7 separate regions of the Homo sapiens genome follow, and regions 2, 3, 4, 5, 6 and 7 are each linked to region 1. A link is a contact called in ENCODE Hi-C or POLR2A ChIA-PET data. All regions are on one chromosome and are shown on one strand. The core of a region is the stretch at or near the end of the contact, and the rest is flanking DNA. Distances in the headings are between cores, read along the strand shown.

What was found. Hi-C counts contacts between places; a loop is a spot of excess contacts on that map. ChIA-PET counts read pairs that join two places held with the same protein, here RNA polymerase II (POLR2A). Pooled maps may share reads with other maps.
Region 2: a loop to region 1 is called in a map of CD8-positive, alpha-beta T cell, with 2.6 times the contacts of the local background. The contact joins the enhancer-like site here to the promoter of SNX3 in region 1. A Hi-C loop is called at or near these places in 4 of 168 maps with a recorded cell type or tissue (B cell, CD8-positive, alpha-beta T cell and naive thymus-derived CD4-positive, alpha-beta T cell), 1 of 37 single-sample maps with no recorded cell type and 12 of 50 pooled maps. POLR2A ChIA-PET finds 5 or more read pairs at or near these places in 1 of 52 experiments (naive thymus-derived CD4-positive, alpha-beta T cell).
Region 3: a loop to region 1 is called in a map of B cell, with 22 times the contacts of the local background. The contact joins the promoter of ARMC2 here to the promoter of SNX3 in region 1. A Hi-C loop is called at or near these places in 3 of 168 maps with a recorded cell type or tissue (B cell and naive thymus-derived CD4-positive, alpha-beta T cell) and 11 of 50 pooled maps. POLR2A ChIA-PET finds 5 or more read pairs at or near these places in 3 of 52 experiments (CD4-positive, alpha-beta T cell, Panc1 and WTC11).
Region 4: a loop to region 1 is called in a map with no recorded cell type, with 13 times the contacts of the local background. The contact joins the enhancer-like site here to the promoter of SNX3 in region 1. A Hi-C loop is called at or near these places in 1 of 37 single-sample maps with no recorded cell type and 6 of 50 pooled maps. POLR2A ChIA-PET finds 5 or more read pairs at or near these places in 2 of 52 experiments (K562 and activated naive CD8-positive, alpha-beta T cell).
Region 5: a loop to region 1 is called in a pooled map, with 3 times the contacts of the local background. The contact joins the enhancer-like site here to the promoter of SNX3 in region 1. A Hi-C loop is called at or near these places in 7 of 50 pooled maps. POLR2A ChIA-PET finds 5 or more read pairs at or near these places in 2 of 52 experiments (A673 and CD8-positive, alpha-beta memory T cell).
Region 6: a loop to region 1 is called in a map of CD8-positive, alpha-beta T cell, with 2.9 times the contacts of the local background. The contact joins the promoter of PDSS2 here to the promoter of SNX3 in region 1. A Hi-C loop is called at or near these places in 3 of 168 maps with a recorded cell type or tissue (CD4-positive, alpha-beta memory T cell, CD8-positive, alpha-beta T cell and naive thymus-derived CD4-positive, alpha-beta T cell), 1 of 37 single-sample maps with no recorded cell type and 14 of 50 pooled maps. POLR2A ChIA-PET finds 5 or more read pairs at or near these places in 5 of 52 experiments (CD4-positive, alpha-beta T cell, CD4-positive, alpha-beta memory T cell, activated B cell and 2 more).
Region 7: a map of OCI-LY7 shows a loop between it and region 1 (2.7-fold over the local background). The contact joins the enhancer-like site here to the promoter of SNX3 in region 1. A Hi-C loop is called at or near these places in 1 of 168 maps with a recorded cell type or tissue (OCI-LY7) and 2 of 50 pooled maps. POLR2A ChIA-PET finds 5 or more read pairs at or near these places in 2 of 52 experiments (Panc1 and activated T-cell).

The regions. Positions count from the first base shown.
Region 1 is chr6:108,259,751-108,263,216 of GRCh38, reverse strand. SNX3 (sorting nexin 3) reads left to right here and starts at 2,177. Exons shown (of 4, transcript NM_003795.6): 1 at 2,177-2,457. The coding sequence starts at 2,296. RefSeq lists an enhancer at 1,157-1,992 and silencers at 2,120-2,379, 2,490-2,599.
Region 2 is chr6:109,000,199-109,003,738 of GRCh38, reverse strand. SESN1 (sestrin 1) reads left to right here. Exons shown (of 10, transcript NM_014454.3): 2 at 1,396-1,461; 3 at 2,251-2,451; 4 at 3,066-3,248. It also overlaps a transcript of ARMC2 not described here. Among named protein-coding and RNA genes, the nearest start is that of ARMC2-AS1, 78 kb to the right of the region's middle. Within about 2 kb of position 1,511, at least 7 of the 41 ENCODE cell types and tissues checked have a DNase peak (open chromatin) inside an H3K27ac peak, as active enhancers do.
Region 3 is chr6:108,845,924-108,849,936 of GRCh38, reverse strand. It overlaps ARMC2 (armadillo repeat containing 2), which reads right to left and starts at 1,515. Exons shown (of 18, transcript NM_032131.6): 1 at 1,391-1,515. RefSeq lists a silencer at 1,158-1,257.
Region 4 is chr6:107,656,198-107,659,770 of GRCh38, reverse strand. SOBP (sine oculis binding protein homolog) reads right to left here. Exons shown (of 7, transcript NM_018013.4): 7 at 1-1,564. Among named protein-coding and RNA genes, the nearest start is that of SCML4, 170 kb to the left of the region's middle. RefSeq lists enhancers at 1,437-1,626, 1,088-1,664, 1,867-1,916, 1,665-2,242. Within about 2 kb of position 1,515, at least 21 of the 41 ENCODE cell types and tissues checked have a DNase peak (open chromatin) inside an H3K27ac peak, as active enhancers do.
Region 5 is chr6:108,870,696-108,874,452 of GRCh38, reverse strand. All of the region lies in intron 4 of ARMC2 (armadillo repeat containing 2), which reads right to left. Among named protein-coding and RNA genes, the nearest start is that of ARMC2, 24 kb to the right of the region's middle. Within about 2 kb of position 2,057, at least 11 of the 41 ENCODE cell types and tissues checked have a DNase peak (open chromatin) inside an H3K27ac peak, as active enhancers do.
Region 6 is chr6:107,457,435-107,461,385 of GRCh38, reverse strand. PDSS2 (decaprenyl diphosphate synthase subunit 2) reads left to right here and starts at 1,822. Exons shown (of 8, transcript NM_020381.4): 1 at 1,822-2,396. The coding sequence starts at 2,101. RefSeq lists enhancers at 860-1,781, 1,502-1,951.
Region 7 is chr6:108,903,398-108,907,192 of GRCh38, reverse strand. ARMC2 (armadillo repeat containing 2) reads right to left here. Exons shown (of 18, transcript NM_032131.6): 8 at 2,788-2,963. Among named protein-coding and RNA genes, the nearest start is that of ARMC2-AS1, 19 kb to the left of the region's middle. Within about 2 kb of position 2,397, at least 5 of the 41 ENCODE cell types and tissues checked have a DNase peak (open chromatin) inside an H3K27ac peak, as active enhancers do; they include OCI-LY7, where a contact is called at or near this core.

The sequences.
Region 1 (3,466 bases), core at 928-3,427:
GATGGAGTTTTGCTCTTGTTGCCCAGGCTGGAGTGCAATGGCACGATCTCGGCTCACCACAATCTCCGCCTCCCAGGTTCAAGCAATTCTCCTGCCTCAGCCTCCCGAGTAGCTGGGATTACAGGCATGCGCCATCACGCTCGGCTAATTTTGTATTTTTAGTACAGACGGGGTTTCTCCATGTTGGTCAGGCTGGTCTCAAACTCCCAACCTGAGGTGATCCGCCCGCCTCGGCCTCCCAGAGTACTGGGATTACAGGCGCAAGCCACCGCACCCGGCCAAGTAATTTCTTTTTATTCCAGTGTTTCTTAGTGTTATTAAGAATGGTTGCTGTTGGCCGGGCACGGTGGCTCACTTCTGTACTCCCAGCACTTTGGGAGGCTGAGGCGAGCGGATCAGCTGAGGTTAGGAGTTCGAGACCAGCCCGGCCAATAAGGCAAAACCCCGTTTCTACTGAAAATACACAAAAATTAGCTGGGTGTCATGGCGCACGCCTGTAATCCCAGCTACTCGGGAGGCTGAGGCAGGAGAATCGCTTGAATCCGAAAGGTGGAGATTGCAGTAAGACAAGATGCGCCACTGCACTCCAGCCTGAACGACACAGCGAGACTCCGTCTCAAAAAAAAAAAAAAAAAAAAAAAAAAAAAAAAAGCAAGAAAGAAAAGAAATTTGCAGTTCAAGGGACAGATCAGTCCAAGCACGGTGGTTCATACCTGTCATCTCAGCACATATGGGAGGCCACGGCGGGAGGATCACTTTGATGCTGGGAGTTGGAGACCAGCCTGGGAATCACAGTGAGATCCCGTCTCCACAAATAATTACTAATAATTTAAAATCTAAAGAAAAGGGGGGCGGGGAAGATCAGGTTATTTAAAGTAATTATAGTGTTAAACTTGACATATTAAAAAATGCAGAAATAGTTGTGAGGGATAACTCTCTGGGCAGAGATAGAAATGTATCGTATCTCAACATTTAAAATCTGCATTTCCCATTGGACCATAAGAGATGAACTAGGACCTAATTAATTGGGTTTTCTCCCCGTTTCTTTCTTTCTTTTTTTTGAGACAAAGTCTCACTCTATTACCCAGGCTGGAGTGCAATGGCAGATCTCAGCTCACTGCAACCTCTGCCTCCCGGGTTCAAGCGATTCTCCTGCCTCAGCCTCCAGAGTAGCTGGGATTACAGGCGCGCACCACCACGCCCAGCTAATTTTGCATTTTTAAGTAGAGATGGGGTTTCACCATGTGGGCAAGGCTAGTATCGAACTCCTGACCTCGTGATCCGCCCGCCTCGGCCTCCCAAAGTGCTGGGATTACAGGCATAAGCCACCGTGCCCGGCCTTCCTCCCCGTTTCTTAAAAAGGCTCATGTGAGTTGCATTTCCAGTCCTGTAGAGGTACGTTTAATACTTTTCAAAAAAAAAAAAAACTTATCAGGACTTCGTGAGAAACGAAAGTGGACACCCAAAGCAGCTTGCAGCCGGTCTACTGTTACTTTGTTTTAGCGGACCGACCTGTCTCCAAAATCGATTTGACCATAATGCTAGGATTTAACTAGGGCTTTAGTTTTTATTTCACTCCCCCACTTTACTGGTTTCAACCTATCAATCCAGACGCGTGTCTGGTGCAACGCTCGGGTTTATGGCAAAATCATCTCAGGCATTTGCTTAACCTTCTCCAGAAAGGCATTTTCAGGGGTTCACAGTGAGACGGTGCACAGGTTGGCACAGAGTTAGTAGGGGCAGTTTTGTTTCGATTTGCGGGCAAATCTCTAAGATCTCTCCGTTTAACTTTCGCCCGCAATTCCCAAAGCCGCTAAAGCCGTTTCCGGCGCTCTACCCCGCCGCAGGCCGAGGCTGGCGCAGAGAGACAGGAAGCGCCAGCTCTGGGCGTCTGGGTCCTCGCCTCCTCGGCCGCAGCCCCGCGGCGGCGCGCTCGCGGTGCATTGTGGGCGCTGTAGTCCGGCCGGAACCTGTTTGCGACCCCGAGTCCCATGACACCGCTTCTCCTCACACCCCAGTCCGCAGTGCCCCTCCCCAGCCTCGGCCGGGCCTCCCGGGAGCCGGGCGTGGCGTTCCAGCTAGTGAGCCGTTTCTCCCCTGGGCTCGGAGGCGGAAGCTTGAGGGGCGCGGGGAGGAGCTTCGCGTGCGGGGTGAACGCCCGCTCTACGTGCTCGTTCTCTTCGCGACCGCTGCGCGCGAGCCCCGTGTCCCCACGGCGGGCAGCAGCGGCGGCGGCGGCGGCTGAACGCGGAGGGGGCGGAGGGAGCCCGCGGCGGCGGCAGCAGCTACAGCGAAATGGCGGAGACCGTGGCTGACACCCGGCGGCTGATCACCAAGCCGCAGAACCTGAATGACGCCTACGGACCCCCCAGCAACTTCCTCGAGATCGATGTGAGCAACCCGCAAACGGTGGGGGTCGGCCGGGGCCGCTTCACCACTTACGAAATCAGGGTCAAGGTGAGGCCGTCTCTCCCCTCTCCCAAGAAACCCCTCCCGCTGGCTCTGGTCACCCCCACTCGACCCGGGAGTGGACCCCCGCGGGCAGCCACAGCCTCCCAGGCCGGGAGCCCCCTTGCAGAGGCGGGCCGGGGTCGTGAGCCAGGGCCCCTCTTCCTGTAGGGCTGGTGTGGGGGGCTGCAGAGCGAGCCCGGCGCGCTGGCACTTGGAGAAGGTGCTCGAAGAGGAGGGCGTGGGTTGAGCGCCGCTTGCCCCTCCAGCAGCTGATCAGGGAATGACATTTGAGTTGGAAAGGGGTAGATCTTTCGAGAACACATCCCTTCGCTGGGAAGGGAAAGAGATGTTGACAGAGAAAAGGGGCTTGCGCAAAGTTAAAGCCTTTTCCCAGTTTTCTCTTCCTGGAGACTTCCCAGAGGTAGCAAGCCAACCCGGCTGCTCCAGGCCCTTCCCGAGCTGCTAAAGTAACCTGGGTTGTGCAGTCTTCTGAACGGGACTTAATGAAAGTTCACAGAAGCCTGACAATTTTTGATAGGGCTGAGCCAGACCAGAAGGGTGATTGGACATGGTTGACTTCAGCATTTTGGGCCACCGCCCTGCCAAAGGCTGAGGTGTGGTGTCACCTACCTCATAATCCAGAACTACAGTTGCTTTAAGAAAAGACTAGGGATCTTGCTCTCTTAATTCGAGATTTGCACTTAATTGAATAAAGAAATCAACAGAAATAAAATATACCTAATTTCATAACTAGTATTTGTTGGCAATAATTTAGATGATTTGAAAGATGTTAATTGAAAATAGTGCTTCACTTTCACTCTATAATTCAGGATTAAAGAATTTGCCCATGTATGGAAGCATCTTTAAAAATTAATTACATTAATTTAAAGATGACAGCAAATTATTAAAAGTTAAGTGTAAAGCGATTTTTCCTTTAATCAAAATTTATATGACAAGCTACTATTAACATTTAAGTGAAAAAATTCTCATTAACTTACACACTTTGTGTCGTGAA
Region 2 (3,540 bases), core at 262-2,761, 740 kb before region 1:
TCTGGCATTCATTACAGGATGTTAAAATTGAGACACACACGTGGCCAGACCAGTGAATTAAGTGCCTCCTCTAATGAAGGGTATAATGTTAAAGCATTACTATCTTCAGTGTAAGGATGGACTAACCAGGGAGAAGTCACCAACCTCCAGTATAAGATTATTTTATTTAAATATTATTTTATGAATTCTGTTGGCAAATATAAACTACTTTGAATCTTGATGTCTCCTAATAAAGATTACCTTCACTTTTGTCCTTCCTGCTTAATTTTTAAAAGCCTGTTCTGCTTTAAAGACTTTCATTTGCTGGGACCAGATTTCTTGGATTGCTGACACATGTCCTTCTCTCTGTGCACCCACCCCCACCCCATCCCCACTTTTTTTCTTTAAAAGGAAAATATCTGGTTTATATCATGAAGAACTTTAAAAGCAGTAAGGAGAGAGTAGAATTATATGAGTATTTAATTATATATATAATATATATGAGTGAAGGGGTTAATCTTTAATTGTATAAATTCTAAAAAAAATTTTTAAATGACACTAGATAGGACATAGGCCTCAAAACAACAAAAAGTTGAAATATATTATTTTAGTTTTGTTTCTGTAAACACACTATATGGGGAGGGTGAGGGAGGGAAAGGAAACCCTAACAGATTTTCAGTTCTTGTTAACCATACTACACCATCACATAAGGTACAGGATTCTAGAGTCACTGTGTCAAATGTCAGAAAACTATTTCTCAATTATTTGAGCTTCTCTAAAATATAATATGGGCAAGATTGATGACATCCTGTAAATAAAAAAAAACTTAATTTAAGGCAAACTTACAAACAAAATGAGTTTCTCTAAAATTATTTAACTGCAGAGAAAACATGCCCTGTAGTGCTGTCTCTTGTGAATTTAGTTTTTATTTTTCATAAATTTACATTCTAACCGTGAGGTGTTGTTTTAGATGTAATAATAATTACACTTTTTCTAGTTTAAGACACCTAGGTGGAAGTACTGCTTTTTCATTTTCTGACGATGCACAGGGATTGATATTTGGGTTGGTTGAGTTTTAGATGTACAAACACACTGGTCTTATTTTGTATCACTGATGATCCACAGGGTTGGCTGCTATGTGCTGAACTTTCTGTTCTAGACTTTCTGCCAAGTACTTTATGCAAAACTCTGGTTTTAGTGAAACAGGTTTTATTGTTTTTAATCAGAGTTGTATTATAAGCTGTTGTTAGCTATGTAATGCTAACAGAAGAGTTGGTATGTATATACAGCCATGAAAACAAACCATCAAAACAAGCCTGTCTCTGTTCGACTGGTTGTTTTTCCCTCCCATTCCTTTAGCCTCAGTTCATTTTGTTTACTGCCAAAGGCCTGAGATGGTGTAATTTTCTTTTCTAGGAACTTGGCATTAGAATTCCTCGACCACTAGGACAGGGACCAAGCAGATTCATCCCAGAAAAGGAGGTACGTTGTTTGTGAAAGTACATAGTGAACTGTATGCTTTTAAGGAAGAGCTTTCATGACCCACATGTTGGCATCTGAAGAACTGTTGGTCAACAACATGTTTTAGTCAGAGTTGGTTGCAGTTAATCATTCTTTGGCAGTGAATCTGTGGGAATAAAAAGCTGTTGTACTTGTGTTGATTTCTAGTATTTCATGATGTGTTTTTAACACCCATATTTAATCAAGTAAAGCCAAGATTTGTTTTTGACCAGTGATACAACATCTGCTTATATTTAGATGTTGTTTAGGTGTGCCCATAACCTGAGTTACTTAGTCTTGACTGTCTCCACAGGCTGATATCAGTGCTAGATTGGATCTTTAATTCTATATATGTATAAAAGCATCTATGCTTTATTTTCATAAGAAGTGTATGCTATTAGTTAATTTTAGTTCTCCTTAAATTGAGTGAGAGTAGGCGGTTTTGTAAAGAAAGGCTTTAGTGTCTGTTTGCAAGCTCTGCAAATTTGATAATCTAAATCTGCTTCTTTATCTGGATTCTGGCCAACTCTGCAAGCAGCCTATCTAGATGGCCTTTAATGTTCAGCCTTTGTTGTTTATCCCCTACTATATAATATGTAACTGTTTATTCTTCTGTATCTTTCAACCAGTTGAGTTTAAATTTGTAACCCCTCTTTCTTAAGCCAGATTTAATCTGCTTCTAAATGATACTTAGAGTGTAGCGCATGTATATTTTCTTCCCTTAACACCAATTTACCATTTCAGTAACCATGGTTTTTCTCATTTATACAGATCCTCCAAGTGGGGAGTGAAGACGCACAGATGCATGCTTTATTTGCAGATTCTTTTGCTGCTTTGGGCCGTTTGGATAACATTACGTTAGTGATGGTTTTCCACCCACAATATTTAGAAAGTTTCTTAAAAACTCAGCACTATCTACTGCAAATGGATGGGCCGTTACCCCTACATTATCGTCACTACATTGGAATAATGGTTTGTAAACATTCAGTGAAAAATTGTTTTTGCCTATTTTTATTAATCTCTTTAAGAGACAGTTAATGCTTTAAACACAGGGATAAATACTTAGATTATGATATATAATATGATTCCTGTTGCACAGTCTCTGTTTTTCCTATTTTTAAATAAGTACGCTCTCAAGTATAACAGAAAAAGAAGCAAGTATTTATACATTGCTGAGAACCATTCTTCATTAAATAAGTAGAACACAAGTTCTGTTTCATTATTATAAATAGTTCACATTGACATAAGTGGTGCTTCCTGTTCAAGATGTAAATAATATTCCATTATTTTATGATTGGCACCTTAATTGAAGTTTCTTCTTAATCTGAAGTTCTGAAAGTATATAGATAAAATGTCTAAAGTTCAAATACTTTTATCAGATATTTTGTTTGTTCTTGGAATATTTCTAAGGTTCTTACAGTATTTGAATTTTTAAAATGTTTATATAAAAACTGCATTTCTGTAGTTTACGGAAAATTTGAAAACATACTAATAAACTTAATTAGCTCTTTTGCATGTTGTAAATAAAAAGGATATGTAGTTCAAGGTTTTAATATTTATAATTAGAATAATCTTTTTGTTTTAAGGCTGCGGCAAGACATCAGTGCTCCTACTTAGTGAACCTGCATGTAAATGATTTCCTTCATGTTGGTGGGGACCCCAAGTGGCTCAATGGTTTAGAGAATGCTCCTCAAAAACTACAGAATTTAGGAGAACTTAACAAAGTGTTAGCCCATAGACCTTGGCTTATTACCAAAGAACACATTGAGGTAAGCAGTGGGGTAATATATCTTGGGAGTCATTTCAGACTTTTTTAGAGCAGTTTTAGGATTACAGAAAAATCGCACAGAAAGTACAGAGAGTTCCTATTTTCTACCCCCTGAATCTCTTCCCACAGATGCACATTTTCTTCTGTTACAGCATTTCTGTGGTACATTTGCTGTAATTGATATATTACTAGTAACTCTATAGTTCACATTAGGGTTCAGTCTTTGCATTGTATCGTTCTACACATTTTGACAAATGCCTAATGTCACGCATCCATTACAATATCATATGGAA
Region 3 (4,013 bases), core at 266-2,765, 590 kb before region 1:
GTATTAATATGAGCATCCAAAGAGGCAGTGGTTAAGTGCTTAGATGCTGGACTAAGGGTTTAAATGCTGACAATTCACAGCCATGTGACCTTAGGCAATGCCTCTAATATCTCTAAGCATCAGTTTCCTCATCTATAAAAGGTGGATAGTAATAATAATTGCCCCATAGGATTGTTTGAAGAATTAAATGATATAATACATGTAAAGTGCGTTAGCACAGTGCTTTAAAAATGTTAACATTTTAAAATATGGCCCTTAAAGATGTTAACAATTATTGCCCAAGTGCTACATGATAAAAGGATACAGCAAAATCATTTCCACGAATGAAAAACTACATTTAAAAAAAGAAATTGCAAAAGAGAGAATGACGTTTGTTCAGTGTTTCTATACATAAGTTTTTTTTTATTATTATACTTTAAGTTCTAGGGTACATGTGCACAATGTACAGGTTTGATACATAGGTATACATGTGCCATGTTGGTTTGCTGCACCCATCAACTCGTCATTTACATTACGTACTTCTCCTTTTAAAAGGTGGGTGGTGGTACTTGCCTTTATGAAAACAGATAATTTTTATTAAGCATTTTATTGAATATCAGCTATGCCAAATCAACATCAACAACCAGAATCCCATAGATTAAGAAACCAGGATAAATATAATAAATGGTGCTTGCTTTTCAACCAAATTAAAGTATAATTATTATAAATCAGGGTGGGACGTAAGATCTGTTGTGTTACTTGTGGGAATGGATCACAAAAGGCATTATGTATACACTCCATGATTTTAAAGTATGTTAAATATTGTTACACATACGTTTTTATTTATTGAGGCCCTGTTGCCTGGAAGTGCCCAGATATAAACTGTATGACTCTGGCCCGGTCACCGCCTGCCTAGACAAAGCCCCTTAGTCTACCACTCTCATTCAACAAATATTACTGGGCTTCTTATTAAGCACCACGCACTTGGCTAAGTGCGACAGTACATAAATAAAAGACAACCGCTCCGGACCCCTGACAGCATGCACAGGGCACTCATCGTCTCTCTACCCCATCCGAGGACACACAGGCGGACGACGGCAGGAAGGGTCCCTGGGGAGCCGCTGGGGACACCTCACCTCCCGCTCGGACAGCGGCTCCCCCACCCACGGCAGTGCCCGCTCCTCCACGGTCCCGGCCAGGGCAGGGCGCAGCAGCATCCTCACCCCGCCCGGCCACCCTCCCACTTCGCCCCGCAGCCAGCGTCTCCATGGTAACCGTACACAAACTACCTCCCGCCGCCGCCCCGGCAGCCAGACCGCAGGGCCAGGCCGCTGCAGGGCGGGAGAGGCGGGCCGGGGAATGAGCTTGGCGAGGGCTCAGGGAAGGAGGCTTCCGACCTGACCCAAAGCACCTGTGATGAGCACTGGAGATAGCAGCGGCTGCGAGGTTCAATTCATCCTCCGGCTCTCCCCGGGTAGCGGCCAGGGATGCAGCGCTGGCGCGGGCGGGGTAACCCCACGACGCCGCTCGGCCACTGGGCCTGCGCGGGTCCCGCCAACGCATGCGTAGAAGCTCCGAGGCGTGGCGACGGCCGGAGCGGGTGGGAGGAGCCTGGAGAGGGCTGTAGGCCGGGAGGTCAGATCAGAGCAGGCGTCGTGGGCGGGTGTCCGCTTTTCGTTTAGCAATTTGCCGAACCACATTTGTTGCTCCCCTGCCGGATCCCAGCACCTCTGTTAAATAACAGCAGGCAGGACGGAAGCTTAATGCTTGTGGGTAAGAAGGATTTACTGGCTCAGGTTAGGGCTCTGTATAACCTGGAGCCACTTGCTGAGCTTCTGTTTCCTCCGATGTCAAGTGGCAGGAAATATTAATAATAGTACCTAGGTAGGTCTTGGGCTGTTATGAAGACTGCATGAGAAAATAGATGTAAAGCGCTATGCACGTGGCAATCAACGAATATTAAACTGTTGGCTGTTATTAAGCCCTTGCATTTGTACAGCCCTTCAGTTCGCAGAGTGTATGCACGTAATCGTACCTTCTGAGTCTGAGGTAGGCAGCCTGGCGTCCCCATCCACAGGAGAGGAACTGGGGGCCTGAGGTGTAGTGAGCAGGAGAAGGAGATTCCAGTCTAGGTCTCCCGTGGCCAATCGTTTTTTGTTCGTGCATCATCACAGTTGAACGGCAAAAAGCACTCCATTTATGTGTTTCTAGTTTAAATTCCCTTTTCTCCTGTTAGACCATTTAGCAACACTGTACAGTGTTAAATAAAAGTGAGATCATAAGCACTCTCCATTCAGGTTTGCACCACGTTTTATAAATATGGAGATTTTCCAGCTGAAGTGCTATTTGTCATCAACACTGGGAAAATGCCACTTCCCTTGGTGCTAAGCATCTTGTAAAGAATAATTAAATTGAAAATATTTTTGAGCACATACTATGTGTAAGGCATCGTGCCAGGTGGGAAATTATACTAACCTGAACTAAAGGAATGTAAATATTCTTCAAAATACTCAAGAGGATTTCAAACATAACAGAAAATAAATACCTATTCGTTGATTGGATAATTTTAGGACCCGAAACAGCCCTGGATTTTTCTGCTCATTCTTAGATAACTGACAGTCTTGTTGTAACTAAATCTCAACCACAGCTTCATTTCAAAACTATAATGTTGGGTGCAAGATATAAACAAATGCATCAAACTTCAAAAAGTCTTCCTCCCCCATTCCAGCCCCAGGCTTAAGGTCTCTAGCTGGCCTTCCCTGAAGGGGTGCACTAGGCTTAGGCTTGTCCCCGACCCCCACCCGCCCCTCTATTCACTAGAGGTTGTTTAAGGCCCAGCTTGGATCAAACTGGCAGTGAGGAGGAGGAGGAGAAGGAAGGAGATGGAGCATTTCTTCCTGGAGTTGAGCAGCTTCAAGCTTGCTGTGCTGGCTTATGGTTAAAGCAGCTCATGTAGGTCTTTCCTGGTCCTTTGTAGTCTCCCACTGATGGGGACCTCCCTCCTGGGGGCTTCTGGAAATCCTAAAAACCCAGGGTTTATTCCACCTTTCAGTGCCCCTTTAGATAGGTCCCAAGGGAAACCCTACACATCTGTTACCCTAGTGATTCTGAGAGCTCAGGCTTGTCTGGGTGCAGCCCCTTCTAGGCTGCCATAGGAGGGAGCTTTAGCTTACCCAGGAGTGAGTCAGGCTCCAGTTCTCCAGGCCACCTAACTACAGTCTCTGGCAGTCCCAGGCCCCTGGGGAAGCCCCTCTCGCTGGCTTGAGATGAAGGGCATAGCACCCCACACTCCTTTCTCCAAAGAAGTTTCCCCACACATCTTCCCTTTCCACTCTCTGACCCCTTATTTTTAGCCTCAGCCTGGGTGAGAGGCTGAGGGGGTTTTAGGTTTCTTTGTAACCTGCCCTATGGAGACTCTGCCTCACCTCACTTGGAACTGATGATTACATAATTACCATCTCAGTGGAAACATCAACCTAAAAACCTCTGGTACAGCCAATTACTAGCTGTGGTCTTGCACCCTAGGATCTTGGTCTAAAATAGACCATAAGCAAGCTACTGGAACCCGATGCTACCCAACTCAGCTGGCCAGGAAATATCTGCCGGGCAAATTAGCACAATTGAAAAGAATGACATGGGCAGAATTAGAGGAAGCAGTTATTTGAAGCAATGAAGCTCCCCAACTTACCTCACTGAAGGACGCTATATGAGAAAATACTTAGGCTGTCAACAGCAGTGGCGTATTATACTGACCTGGCTGTTTCTCCACAGCTACCTGATGGCTATTTCACATCGGTTTTGTAAGTGGCATTGCTTTAGAAACAAAACTGTTGACATGTTTCACACACTTTAGAGAGATTAAAGAGGAAGACAAAGTATTATAAGTATCTGACATTTATAAAGCACTTTATGGTTCCCAAATTGCTTTTATTTGGAACACTTCACTTCTTTTGTCTAATTTGGAGTTTACAATAAGCCTGGAAAGTAGGTATCTCAATTTGAGATGGAAGAAAACTGAGGTTCAGGGAGGTGAA
Region 4 (3,573 bases), core at 266-2,765, 600 kb after region 1:
CTGTACAAAGGAGAATCTAGAAATACAGTATGTACACCGCATCCTTGGGCCGTGGTGCTTCAAGGCTGGCGCCACACCGTCCTGGCCCTGCCCACCCGCAACTCGCCACCCCTCCTGCTGAGGCTCCGCGGCCTTGTGGGGCGGGGGCACCTGGACCCCTCCAGAGGGAACAATTGCTTTATTTGAGTTAGTAAACAGATACACTGAATCACAAGGTGATTTGATTTTTTTTTTTTTTAGTTTTCTTCCTTTTTTGATTTTTTTCTTAATTTTTTCTCTTCTTTTCTTTTTCTTTTTTTTTCTGTACTCATCAGAATGGGATACTCCACAACTGTCTCACCAACTCAGTGCCAGTACACATGCTCTAGAGGACTTCTGGACTCGCAGCTACAACTGTACAAGTGCACACAAGTGAATCTACCCTGTTATCCTCCACCCACTGATTGAGGATCGAATTGCACATTTCTCTTAACCATGACAGGAGAAAGCAAACAGTGAAACAGAATCATGGGTGATCTTTCTCACTTTCCCTCTTGTTTTCATTGGTTTGTCCATACCATTCTAATTATCATGAAAGGGCTCTGCATATAGAGAGATTGTCTCACTGACTTCCTGGATCACCGAAAACCATCAGGGTTGAAATTTCATCTGAGTCTTTCCTGACGCCCAGCAAATATTCCCCCTCGGATTATTTTACACCTTGAGGGCATTTTGGTCTTCAGTTCAACACTCTTGCTCTGTTCCCAAATGGGGCGCTATTTAGGGGAATTTAAAGAGAAAGCTGAGAAGAATAAACATTTACCGAGTTCTCTTGGCATTCAGTCTCTGAAAAACCACAGTATAAACTATTCATGCTGCTTCTTACATCTGTCAAATCGAAAATTAAAAGCCATAAAAGTGTAACACTGAAAATATGGCATCAAAAAGGATAAAGGTGGCCTTTGTAAAAATAACAAGAAAAGTATATTAGCCAATAAAATATTCTAACTCTTCATTTAAAAGTGCATCCCGGGCAGGACAGAGATGACTCTGAAGCATTGGGCCTCCAGGACCACCCCTCTCCGCCATCAAAACGTGAACAATATAGGTCCAAAACCGTACAATGCAAATCACAATTCTTAGTGTAGCAGCAAAACCACAGCAGTTTTTAAAAAGATTAAAAAAAGATTTTTTGTGTTCCAATCCATATCATCTTCCAGCCTCAGTCGCTGAGCCTTGAAGATGGGGCGGGGAGAATACCTACATTGGTCCTTGTGGCTTGTCGGTATTTCGTTTTTTTTAAAAGCCAGGGGTGAAATCCCTAAGTTCCTCTGGGGAGAAGCAGAGATGGTGGCAGCAGGAAGGCTGGGCCTGCTTGGTGGGTCCAAGATGCGCGGGCTTCTCTGGGCTAGAGGCCATCGAGGGAGGGCTGCTTCCTCTGAGATGCTTAATGACAGGAAGCGGCTTTATTTGCTTGAGTTTTAGCCAGAGGGGGTGGTGAGCTGACCAGCTGGTGTCATTGGATGGCGTGACATGGTTTGCTCTGCGCCCTCTCTCCATGAGCGTACCCTGTGAGTGAACGTTCCTGGAAAAAGAGCAGAAGGGGCTGTCAGAATCCACTGGACCGATCCCCCTCCCTCCGCCCAGCTGGGGAGAACCCAGGCATGAGTCAGACAGCAGCACACTCTCCAGCCGCCAGGGCAGACCTAGGATGAGCCCCAGAACCGCTGCAGCACAGCGTGATTTCAACAGGAGTTTCATTCACGGTCTGCTCAGGTCAGCCCTGCCAGCTTTGTGTGAGGAAATGAAACTCAAGTCGCTTTTTGGAATACCATAATGAGTAGGGTACACCACGCCCTCACCCAAAGACCACAGCATCCTTTGCAACCCAGCAACCCTCCCCCTCCACATGACTGCATGCTTAACCAGCAGGAGGCTTTTTTTTTTTTTTGAGACAGGGTCTCGCTCTGTTGCCCAAGCTGGAGTGCAGTGGTGCAACTGGCTCACTGCAATCTCTGCCTCCCAGTTTCAAGTGATTCTCCTGCCTCAGCCTCCCAAAGTGCTGGGATTACAGGCATGAACCACCGCATCCAGCCCCAGCAGGAGGTCTTTTGAGTCACCCAAGGTCACTCCAAAGCCAGGCAAGGTCACGGAGGACCCTGGAGCTCCTGACCTCACTCCTGTAACCCCATGTCTCAGCTCTGGTATTTGCTGAAAAGAGGGCCAATAGATTCACTTTTTGGCAAGTGGAAAATTACCATGGACACATATACCTATCTTCAGAAGTTTCCCACAAAGGCAACTAAGCTGGAAGAAATGCTTGCTTTTCTCCGTGTGTGGGTCTTGCCTGTAAAAGGTGAGCCATTCACATCTCTTCACATCCAAAACAAACAGTAGCACTGGACTGGAAGAAAATAAATCAACCAAGAGCCTTGGGGTCCCAGGGCAGAGGCTCTGAACAGGATTTTCCACCAGGAAAGTCAGTTTCTGGGGAATGCTCATCCCAACATTCACCGAGATATGAGGCTCTGCCTCTTGATACCTGCAGCCTTCTTTCATTTGCCGCCAGTCACTTGGTTTGAAATAGAGCTTCCTGAGGCCACTCAGTCAGTTCTGGGAGCAGCCACTTAGAAGTCTGCCAACTGCATGGTAAAGCCCCAGAGGTCAGGGGCTTGTCTGTTTTGCTCGTGTCTCTACACCCAACTCGTAGCTCAGAGTCTGGCCCGCTGTGGGCGCTCGACACACTTTGATCACATGAGTGGGTCAGGCGCCTCTCTTCTGCCATGCCCCAAAACAGCACCTTTTCTTCCTGCCAATAAATGAGGCTGTCAGAAATGTGAATGGGTAAAATTTGGCTAAGGTGAGGTGGTGACAGAGGACTTGTAAACATCTTTACAACTGTTGAGATTATTCTTAGAACAATGAACAAATAACTTCAGAGAGGTGATAGAATGTAGGACTTGAAGGGACCCCAGAGATAATACAGTACCATTTCCTCATTTTATAGTGAAGAAATGGAGCCACAAAGAGACCTGGAAGCTTGCTTGGAGTGTTTATAACATGAATTTAGCAAGAGCAAGAGGAGGTCAAATGCCCATTGGGAGGACTAAGTGGAAGCTTGTGCTTTGAACCCTGCTATCTAAATCCTGGTGTTAATGGCAACAATAATCAGCAGCAGCCAAAAACAAGGTTTGAAAGTTTCACTGTGCACGACAGGAAATGCCTGAGTTCCCCCAATCACATTAAATCACCAGATCTGTGTGTACTTAATATGTATATTAAATAACCAAAGTGAAAATGCAAAACACCACAAATATGTAATGGGGGTGGAATTACAAGGCCATGGAAACCTTTTCATTTGGCATGGTCAGATTTGGAAATGTGGATATTTATTTCTGAATAAAGAGCTCACATTTGACTTACTTTCTTTCTTTCTTTCTTTCTTTCTCTTTCTTTCTTTCTTTCTTTCTTTCTTTCTTTCTTTCTTTCTTTCTTTCTTTCTTTTCTTTCTTTCTCAAGAATAAGTGACAATGGAGAGAGGGGATACAAAAATAAAAGCACCAAGAGCCACTATCAAATGTGAGGCCACAAAAA
Region 5 (3,757 bases), core at 808-3,307, 610 kb before region 1:
TACAAAGTATTTTTAGCCTACCGTTATCTTTTAGCATTCGTTTCTCTCATTCATTCACTCCCTGAATATTTATTAAGCACCCACGACTATGTGCCAGGTGCTGTTTACTGCACGGGTGAAGCCATGGTGAACAAGTCCCAGCCATCATGGAGCTTCTAGAAGGGAAACCCAACCATACCTATAGGTCAAGGAGCTATACCTGTCTATCTTCAAATCTACTGGAGTAAGCTTGTCAGGTATTACTACAACGAAGAGCTGCCCTGGGGGGCTCACTCTCATTCCTGATGAATGTCCTCGATGAAACTGAGCATGTGTAACTATGGTCTGTATCTTCTCGGTAGACAGTTGCAGCACATTATATGAATTTTGTAATGGATCGTGGGTAAACTTCAAAAGGAGACAGCTCCCAGCAGCCTTACCACACAGGACCAGTTCAGGTTCACAAATATTTATTTGATACCTGTTATATACCACACCCTGTAATAGGCTCTTGGGCAACAAACAGAGAAAAACACTTTTCTTAATGACGTTGCTCTATCTAGCAGGGGAGACAAAGGGGGCAGATGTGTAAAGAGATAAATGAAGCCCAGTGTGACCCCAGCCAGGTAAGGAGGGGGCAGAGAGAGTGGAGAAAGCTTGAGGGGTTGGGAGTTGGTCAGAGAAAGCTTCACAGAGGAGGTGGGGGCTGAGAAGCATTTTGAATGGTTAATAAGACGTAAACAGCTTGAAGAAAAGAGAACAAAAGTCTGGAGTGAAAGCCAGCTTCAAGTGTGTATTGCCAGTACAGTCAGGCAGGGCCCCAGTTTTAGAAGGGCCTATACTTGTTTTAAGGCTCTGCTGTGGCTATCTTGAAACTCTTAATAATTTTTGAACAAAGGGCCCCACATTTCCATTCAGCATTGGGCCCAGCAAATTACATAGGTTCTCCCTGAGGCTTGAAACAGCAGGGTGGGTGTGGTGAACAACAAGGGGTTCCACCCTGCCGGTGCACCCACCGTGAGGGGGCAGGCCCAGGACAGGCGTGAGCAGGGCCTGGAATGTTACGCTGGGGCTGGATCACAACACAGCTGTGCACTTGGAGGTGCTGGGATGTCATCCCCCGCCACCCCCACCAGAGCTCAGCAAACTACAAACCCCACCAAATCTGCCCTATCTCATTTTCGTATAGCCTGCAAACTAAGAACGGTTTTTGTATTTTTAAATGGTTAGAAAAAAAATCAAAGAAAGAACAATATTTTGTGACAAGTGAAAATTACATGAAATTCAAGTTTCAGTGGCCATAAATTGGTGGATGGCTGCTTCCATGCTACAATACAAAACGGAGGAGGCTGAGCAGAGACCATAAGGACCAGGTCTAAAATATTGACTATCTGGCCCTTTACAGAAAAAGTTTGCCAACTTCTACAGTAGGCTAGTGTTTCCCAAATTGTGTTCCCAAAAGACAGATCCCACAGTCCAGCAGGTTTGTGAAATGCTGTGTTGAATTAAAATTAAACAGATTTCTCCACCAACACTTTAATACGCTCATGTGCAGAGACTCTCCAAGAAGATGAGGGGTAGGCAGTGTTTCCCTGACCTATTTGAGCACTGAACCCTTTTTCCAAAGAGAAGCTATTAACATTTTGCCAAAAGTGTTCCCTGGAGTTCCCTGGAACTCAGTTTGGCAAACACTTCTGTAGGCACAACAGGGCCTCTGAAGGGTTTTCAGCAAGAGGGTGGTGCAATCTGATCTTTATTTGCTTCCCGACCTCTTGTGCTTTATGGAACACACAGAAAATGATCATTTTTCATGGTCCCCTGGGATAAAGGGATAAGGCTGCTGCTCACAGCCATGTCGTGTTGGGAGCTCAGCATCCTCAGGCTCCACTGGCTGTTCCTCTGGCTGAGGGCCTCGCATCCACCCACCTGCAGACCATCACAGCACCCCAGTGAGCAGACGGTGGTTTAAGAGCAGCAAAACAGGATGAGGCAAGAGGGATGGAGGCAGCATGGCGGTGGTGAGGGAGAATGCAGACTCGAGAGCTAGTCAGGAAGCACGTGTAGGGCTTGGTGACGGAGAGTGTGACAGGGATGGCTGAGGAGGTGGTACTGCTCTCAGGCCTCTTGTCTGGCTTGAATAACTGGGGAAGCATTCACAGCAGTGCCACCTCCAGCCAAAAACCCTGTGTGAACGCAAAGCAGTTATACTGCTGGCCTTTTGGAGATGACTACACAAATCTCTTCCTCTTTCACTGTCTTGAAGCAGGAATTCCAAACCTGCCACCACACCCCGGCCCTGCCTGTGGGGTAGCATCAGCCACAAATGACTTCACAGCAAACAAAGGGATGCCCTCCATTTCTGCAGCCTCAGTTACTCCACAAAGCCTACCTCTTCTAAACAATAGAGAAGATCTGAAATGAAACCCAGGGAGCTCTTATACAAATGACAATGATTCCAAGGCTGGAGAGCTCAAATATTTTTTATAACTTTATAATTGGATGACATGTGCTTTTAAAATAACAATGACTTTTTGTTGCCAGTATTTCCTGAATGCTGGCCCAGACCTCAGGGATGACCTGAATGGTGAAGAGGGGTGACTGCAAACAGGGTGGATAAAAGAACCACGATGAAAACATGCTTCAGTGCACCTTGGAGGTGTGAAGCTGGCCTCAGTGCTGGGAAATCACAGCTGCAGAGGGCACCTCCCAGAGCATGCAGACAACAGGCAGGTACCCCAGCGGGGAAGGAGCTAAGCCACTGGGGAAGCACTGAGGAGGGGGATGGTGGGCAAAGCATTCATCTCTGTGGTCACTTTCACATCAGTGTGTACCTCAGCAAGCAGCAGGGTTTTCTAGCATGCACTCCCAAAAGTTAAAAATACATGAAACACACAGTATTCAACCTCACAAGCAAGAACACAGAATAAAAAACAAGGTATGAGTCCTTGCACCAATCCTGCCATCCTGTTCATAAGAAGTGCCCTTCACCTCCAGGTCCCAGCCCCTCTCATCTTGGCAAACCCTTTGTTCCTGCAATTACCAACCCTTTCTGATTTACCTGAGCTGACACGGGACTCGGGTTGCGGGGGGAGCGTTTGAAAAGCTCCTCAGGTGATTCTCATGGGCAGCTACAGCTGAGAACTGCTGTTGGTGAAAAAACCTACATCACATTGTCTCTCCCTTTGGTAAACCCTATCTTTTCACTACAAGTAAAACACAGCTGGGTGTGTTTTCCATATTCTGAGGCCCTGGGCAGTTCTGTGGCCTCAGCTCTCTCCAACTTCCCTTGATCAGCCACTTTCCAGCCACTGGACCTCCAGGTCCTCCACCACCAGCACTTGCTCTCGTGCCCGGTCATTGCACTCGCTTTTCCTTCCATGTGGACACTTGGTCCATGGATTTTTACATGGCTGCCTCCTTCTCATGAGGCACCTTCCTATTCAGCTGCCAGCTCCTCAAAGATACCTTTCAGAGCCACCTGAGCTAAAGCAAATTACCCCACCACAGTCACTCTCGAGTCCATTATCTTGTTTATCTTCTTCAGAGCATTCATCAGCACTCAAATTCTCTTACTTATTTGTTCTCCTGTCATTGTCTATCTCCTCTCACTAGATTGTAAGCTCTCTGAGGACAGAACTTTGTTGGCCTAGAATGGTGCCTGGCACTTAGTAGGAGTTTGATAAATATCAGATCGACTGGCAGTGTAAGAAAGGAAACAAATCGGGACATCAAGGTAAAGCAAGTTGCCTGATGATCTACTTGGTCATGGCATCACAGC
Region 6 (3,951 bases), core at 573-3,072, 800 kb after region 1:
CTTTCACAGGAATTATTTTCAAACTTCAGCTTACTTACTTTAAGGGCATAGACTGTGTTTGATACTTATAATCACAATTCATGTTAAATAAAATGTGCCCCTGAAAAGTTACACCTAAACTGAATTTTTGTAAATAAAAAATTTAAATCACAAGGAAAACTTGCCAAAGGGAGAGTATGAAGCTAAATCTTTTGTAGAGAAAATCATCTTGTTTTGCAAAGTGAACAACTACTCTTTAAGTCCCAATCTTTATTTGTAGCTCAAGAGGCTGGTACAGTATTATGCATGATGCTCATTTAAAAAATACTGACAGGCTGGGCATGGTAGCTGGTAGCTCACACCTGTAATCCCAGCACTTTGGGAAGCCGAAGTGGGCGGATCACTCGAGGTCAGGAGTTTGAGACCAGCCTGGTCAACATGGTGAAACCCAGTCTCTACTAAAAATACAAAAGTTAGCCGGGCGTGGTGGCAGGCGCCTGTAGTCCCAGCCACTTGGGAGGCTGAGGCACAAGAATTGCTTGAAACTGGGAGGCGGAGGTTGCAGTGAGCTGAAATCGCGCCGCTGTACTCCAGCTTGGGTGACAGAGCAAGACCCATCTCAAAAAATAAATAAAAAATAAAAATAAAATACCATGAATTTGGAAGGATTTTGAAAGTTTTAGAGAGTTTTATAAGCTATTTTTAAGAGTGTAAAAAATGGATAATATATCCTTTATTAAGAACGGTTAACACCTGTTTTAGGTGATAAGAAAGGAGGTAAGATCTTAGGCACATTTGAAAAAAAAATAGGTAGCATTACTTAAAAGATAATCATATTGACTGTTTCCTCTCAGCAATAAGGAGAAAAGAGTGGATGGGAGCCTATTATTTAGACGGTGTAATCTTTCGGTTAGAATACGGATTCTGAAACCAGATTGTCTGGGCTCACATCCCTGTCTAGTGTGGTCTTAGGGAACTTACGCGACTCGACTGCACCTTAGTTTCCTCATACAAAACACGGAGAATACTAATATTATCTACTTAATGAGGTTGTTCTGAGGATTAAATAAAGTAATACATGAACTAGTACGTGAAAAGCACTCCGGTCAGCGATAGTCTTCAATCCTGGAGTTGAGCTCCAGGCTAGGCATAAAGAGGAAGATAAGAGGCAGGGAGTAGGCAACGTTTCATTCTTCCTCTCCGCACCCGCGGGAAGGAGGCACCGCTGTTTCTCCCAAGGCTCAGCGAGGAGGCCGGTAATTCGAAGTTGGATCCGAGGACTTTCCTTGGGACCCCTTTCCGCCGCACCACGCTGCCTTATGTCTGGTTGGGCCCTGAGGACACGAGGGCTCAGCCCCACGCCCCGACTAGGCGTTCCACCACTGAGACGTGGCCCCAGCTCCAGGAGGCATGCAGCCCGAGAGGCCGCCTTCACGCCCGGCCACGGCCACTGCCACTGCCAGGGGCTGGTGGCGATAGCGACAAAAAGCTTCCGGGAGGAACTGGTGCCTCCGCCCGACGCCCTTCCTTGCGGGCAAGCCGGGGGCTGACCGTTGTTCGTGACACCAATACTTATGCATGCCACTCAGTGCTGGGCGCCGGGGACTCTAATGAATCCAGACTCGGCCCAGATACCGTGTGCAGAGGGACCACTCGCCGCCCACAACTGATCCCTGTCACTGACGACCTTTGCTGGCCCAGAGCGGCGGGGTGGGAGGAGCTGAACCTCCCAACCCGGGTTCACCTCCAAAGCACCGCCCCTGCGGGGGCGTTCTCGGGTACGCCGTAAAGTAGAGAGTATACTTAACAACCCGCCTCTGTCTTTACGGCAGGCCGCATTCCATGCCTCCAATATGGCGTCCTCCACATAGGCAGTGGCTGTGGTTTCTACCCCGGGTGGCCGGGGGCAGTGCTGAGCTGGGACTGTTGTTTGCCCAGCCTGGGCTGCAGAAAGCAGCAGTTAAAGTTCGTTTCTGGTCACTGCTCCAGGAAGCCACCTTACTCTGAGGGTCAAGAATTGCCGCTTCCTTTTAGTTACTGTAAGTTCCTCCTCTGCCCCTGGTTTGTTTCCCGCGGCACTTCTGGATACCCCCAGGTCCCAGACCCTTCCAGACTCAAACCATGAACTTTCGGCAGCTGCTGTTGCACTTGCCACGTTATCTTGGAGCCTCGGGTTCCCCGCGTCGCCTGTGGTGGTCCCCGTCCCTCGACACCATCTCCTCGGTGGGCTCTTGGCGTGGTCGGTCCTCCAAGTCCCCGGCCCACTGGAATCAGGTAGTGTCAGAGGCGGAGAAGATCGTGGGGTACCCCACGTCCTTCATGAGCCTTCGCTGCCTGCTGAGCGACGAGCTCAGCAACATCGCTATGCAGGTGCGGAAGCTGGTGGGCACTCAGCACCCTCTGCTTACCACAGCCAGGTGAGCTACCCCTCTCCCGCTGACACACTCGCACTCATTGGAATACTTTTTTTTCTGGCGGGCATACGCATTCTAGCTCTCTCAGACTGGCTCCTGATTTATCTCTTTTTAGTCCTTCCTTTTTACTCACTCCTCCTAGACATTCCGTGTTGTCTCTTCTCTAGTCCACTTAACGTTCTTGCTCAGCTGAGTGCATAAGTGGTTTTCTTTGAAACACTTGTATGCTTTCCTCGATTTTGCTTCTTAATTGTTGAGGATGAAGATGCCTCAGTGATTTGTGGAGAAATCGAGCGGAGATGTAGGTTTATTGAGTCACTTCCTAGAAATTTTTTTTTTTTTTAATGGGATAGATTAATTTTCTGTCCCGCACTGTTCAGGGGGTCACCTCCAGAAAGTAGGCAAGGAGAGAGAGAGAGGCTGAAGGTAGATAATTCTTTCCAACGAATGTCTTGGGGTTGAAGTAGGAATTTATCCCGTTAGTAGTCATTATCTTCTTGGGATGTTTATCACTTATGCTGTACTACTGCTGTGAAACCTGCCTTTAGGATTTATAAAAGTTTTTTTTTTTTTTTTTTTTGAGACGGAGTCTCGCTTTGTCGCCCAGGCGGGAGTAGCTGGGACTACAGGTGCCCGCCACCACGTCCGGCTAATTTTGTTTTTGTATTTTTAGTAGATACGGGGTTTCACCGTGTTAGCCAGGATCGTCTCAATCTCCTGACCTCGTGATCCACCCGCCTCGGCCTCCCAAAGTGCTGGGATTACAGGCGTGAGCCACCGTGCCCGGCCAAAAGTTTTTTTTTTTTCTTCCACTTAAACCCCACACCTGAATTGTAATTAGTTTAAACATACAGCGAAGTTACAAAAATAATATAGTTCAAAGAACACACTTGCATACTCTTTAATCAGATCCACCTGCTACGTAGATATGTCTATATATGTCAATATATACATTAAATACATATACACACAGATATATATACTATTCACGTGTATATATCTTTCTATATATTTTTTTCTGAATCATTTGATGGTAGATTGCATACATCACGATCCTTTTCCCCTAAATACTTCAGTATGTATTTCCTAAGCATAGCAGTAATCTCCTACGTAAGTACGCTACAGTTACCAACTTAGGTATATTTAATATTGATACAATACTTTTATTTAATCTACCATTTAATTTCAATTTTGTTAATTGGCCTAATAATGTTCTTTATAGCATTCTTTACCCTCCAGGACAGGATTCAGTCCAGGATCAAGTATTGCGTTTAGTTGTTATATCTCTTTCATCTTCTTCAATTAGGAACATTTTCATATCTCTTCTTGGCTTTTATGACTAGAGCACTGGTTCTCAACTGGGGCAATTTTCCCCCCCTGAGGACATTTGGCATGTATGGAGACATTTTTGGTTGTCACGAATGGAGGCACATTACTGGCATTTAGTGGATAGAGGCCAGGGATGCTACCCTTCAATTCCCAGGACAGACCCACAAGAAATAATTAGGTGCTGCAAAATGTCAGTAGTGCCAAGGTGGAGAAATCCAGGACTAAAAGG
Region 7 (3,795 bases), core at 1,148-3,647, 640 kb before region 1:
ACAAAACAAAACCTTGTATCAGAGTTTTCATTAAAACAATAAGAAGAAAAAACAAAAATGAAAACAAAGAAAAGAAAAAAGACAACTACAATTTCCAGGCCTGCTATAATGTCAATTTACAGTCAGTGCAAATTTGTACCGCTTCTCCATTGTTAACCGTAAAATTATGACTTTAAGACATAAAAAGATAATAAAATCTTACATTTATGCAAGGGATGTAGACGATCTTATTTTAAAAATTCCCTGTTACTCTCCCTTTCCTTTGCTCTGCTTTATTTTTCTCCCTTAGTTCTCATTATCTCCTTTGGTACCTGCTGTGTTTGCTGTCTGTCTGCCCTGCTACTGTGGCAACCCCAGAGGAAGGAGCTAGTTTATTCACTTGTATTCCCAGTGTCAAGAGGAGTCTCTGGCCAGGTGCAGTGGCTCACACCTGTAATCCCAGCACTTTGGGAGGCCAAAGTGGGAGAACTGCTCAAGGCTAGGAGTCTGAGACCAGCCTGGGCATCATAGCGAGACCCCAATTCTATAAAACATTTTTTAAAAATTAGCCAGGTGTGGTGGTGCATGCCTGTGGTCCTAAGCTCCTCGGGAGGCTGAGGCAGAAGGATCACTTGAGCCCAGAATTTGATACTGCAGTGAGCTGTGATCTCGCCACTGTACTCCAGCCCTGGGTGACAAGAGCGAGATCTTGTCTTTAAGAAAAAGAAAAAAAAAAAATGTTGGCACAAAGTAGGTTCTTGTGGTAGGGTAGTTTTCTTCTTATGTTAAAAACAGTAGTTTATTCTATTTAAAGTAAATTTGGCAAATTAAAGAAAAGTAAGAAAAGTTTAAAATCACTCATACTAGTACCACTATATAGCATCACAGTTGGTAATTGGTATTTCTTTTCTTTTTTTACCCTGTACATAGGGCGCTAGATTTTTTCCCTCCTAAATATAGTCACATTCATACTGTATATATTTGTTTGTACTCCTTTAAAAAATCTTAATATAGTAACATTTAAGCTTATATATTTTTGTATATTATTTTGTAAGAGTTTCTGACACAAAGATTAAAATTAAGATGACTGTCTGGAAAACTTTCATTTGCCAGTATTTGCCAATAAACAGGCAGAGAGAAGTTGTAAAAAACTTCTTAGTCCCATATAGCTTTAGTTTTTGCTGATTTTTTCTTCTTCAACAGTTCTTATGATGTAGTCTTTTAACATTTTACATAGAACCGCATCACCAAGGCCTAAGCTAAACAAGATCTTGTCTGGAATGTTACAGGAGATCCAGGCAGTAGATGGGAAGTTGGCCTTGATGGATTTGAAGGTCCCTTCTGAACTGCTGGTTCTGTAGCTAGTCAGAAGGCAAACCTACCCAGCTCTGCACTCTGGAGTTTAGCCTAGCATCTTGCTCCTGATTCAGCAAGGCCGTCAATGTCACCAAGAGGGCTTTATCTAATCATATGTTTAGTTCAAAACATGTTCACTGCCTGGCAGATCACTTAGCCTTTTGCCCTAAAATAGTTAAATTTGTGTCATATATATAATTAATTTGAATGACACCATTAATAACCGAAATAATATTTACTCTGCAAAGCATTAAAATAATTCATGTTCCTTCCTTCCTCCTTCCTTTCCTTCTTGCTCTTTCTTTCTTTTTTTTTTTTTCCTCACTCTTTCTCTCTTTCTTTGGCTTGGTATGGAACAAAATGTCTAGGATTCAGATTAAAATAGCAAAGGCAATCTTTGGGCAGCTGCTGCACCGCCAGAGCCCTGGAGTGATATCACTATTTCAAAGAAGTATTGCTTTCTTGACCACATATCACAATTTTTAAAAAGAGAGTTAATAGTTTGAGAGCTGAATAAGAATGTAGCCTCCCCCTGATATTACATAGATATATGCTCAGAAAATTCTGCTTTATGAAAGACTTCATTATCAGAATAAGAAAAGGTGGCATTCTTATTAACTAACAGTAAGTACGCCAACACTTACCTTCACTGTGTACTGTAAGATTTTAAATTCTGTAAATTATGGGGTGTTAGCACAAAGCTTGTACTTGTATGAAACCAAGAAAACAAAGCTTCATTCATTTGTTTTAGCGGCTCTCTTAGAACATTCTATAATAATTGTGGCTTATCTTTTGGTTCCAACTGTTTATGGCTGTGACAACAAAGTGCTCCCCTCAAACAGTGATATCATTTTGTTTGAGACAGAGTTTCTACAGACTTTTTTTTTGGTGTCTGGCCTTTTCTTCTCACACCTTGTGAAAGCCTTCTATGACCACTGAGGTACCTTCCTGTGACCACACGCAGCTGTATTTCGGTTTCACACTGGTTCCTAAAGCACCTGATTTATTATGACTGTGGCCTAAATTACTTAGTTATTTATTAAATCATATGACAGAATCAAGCATCCAAGAGAAACCACTGCCTGCACCATCTGCTACTGATCTCCAGTCAAGTTATTTGAGCAACCATTTTGAATGTATTTGCCTACGGTTATTTCTTTTTCTTTCTTGCCTTTCCTTCCTTCCTTCTTCTTCTTCTTTTTTTTTTTTTTAACTTAGTTGCAGTCCAAAAACGTTGAGTTTCTTTTAACATTTTCTATGTACTCAGCCTTAGTTCCTTAGATAATATTTCCTAGTCAAATTCTGAGATGTCAGTTTATTACCTTAATTTTTTTCCAAGATTCTAAACAAATACACTGCATTTCTAATATTCTTTGTAATATTTAAAAATAAAGCATTAAACAAAGCTTTTATGTGATATAGTCTACTAGACCAGAGGAAAGAAAAACTTACTGCTAGAATTATTTTTGCAAGTTTAAGGCTGAGCGAGTCTGAACCAACATCAACTAGTTTACACAGGGTCTTCAGGAGAATACTTCTTCCCTTAAATTTATTTCCAAGCATGTTTCCTTCCTCTAAAGCATGATGAAGTTGTGTGCAAGCAGCACAAACCGTTTCAATGTTTTCTTCTGTCAGAGCAAAGAGAGTAAAGCAACACTTACTAATTAAGGTTAAGTTTCCAAGTGTGTCAAACACAGACAGTGTAAGTAAAAACCCCATAATTATTTCCTTGGATATCTTCAAATTCCTGACCTCTATTTTTTTCTTATCTTATCACTTCCATCTACCTGATTTTTTTCATCCCTTTGATCCATCTCCTACCATGTTGACTTATTGCTTATCAGTCATTAGCTTATCTAGAATACACAGTCTTTCAAAGAGGTATTGAAGAATGGGACTGCTACCTGCTTCAGTTGGCCTCCTTTACTCCAGATGCCCTCCACCTCAGCCCGTGATCTGCTCAGTCTCACAGATGCATGCCACTTGCATCTTGACCTTCAACTCTTTTTTGCATAGCTCTACTGGCCTAAAATGTTCTCCATAACCCTCATTCCTACTGTTTTTGGTCCTTCGAGGCTCTGTTTATGTTGTAGCTGCTTCAGAAAAGATGCACTATTCCACATTCAACAAACATTACCTTAGGTTACTTATTTTTCATGTACGTATGTGTGTGTTGTGTTATATGACCAGTGCCCTCAAATAGATGTCATACTAAGTGAGCCAGTCTTACATTTCTTTCTATCAATAGCACATGGTACAGTGAGAATATTGTATAGAATACTGTATATAGCATAACTTCACACATATTCATTTTCTAATATATCTGTTGACAAAAACAATGATCAGTATTTTCCTATGAGAACAATGCTCATTACCTAAGAAAAGAGGGTTCTAATAGAACAAAAGCCTGAAATGTCACAAAATCCACCATTATCTGGAGGTGGTTATTAAAAAACAGGA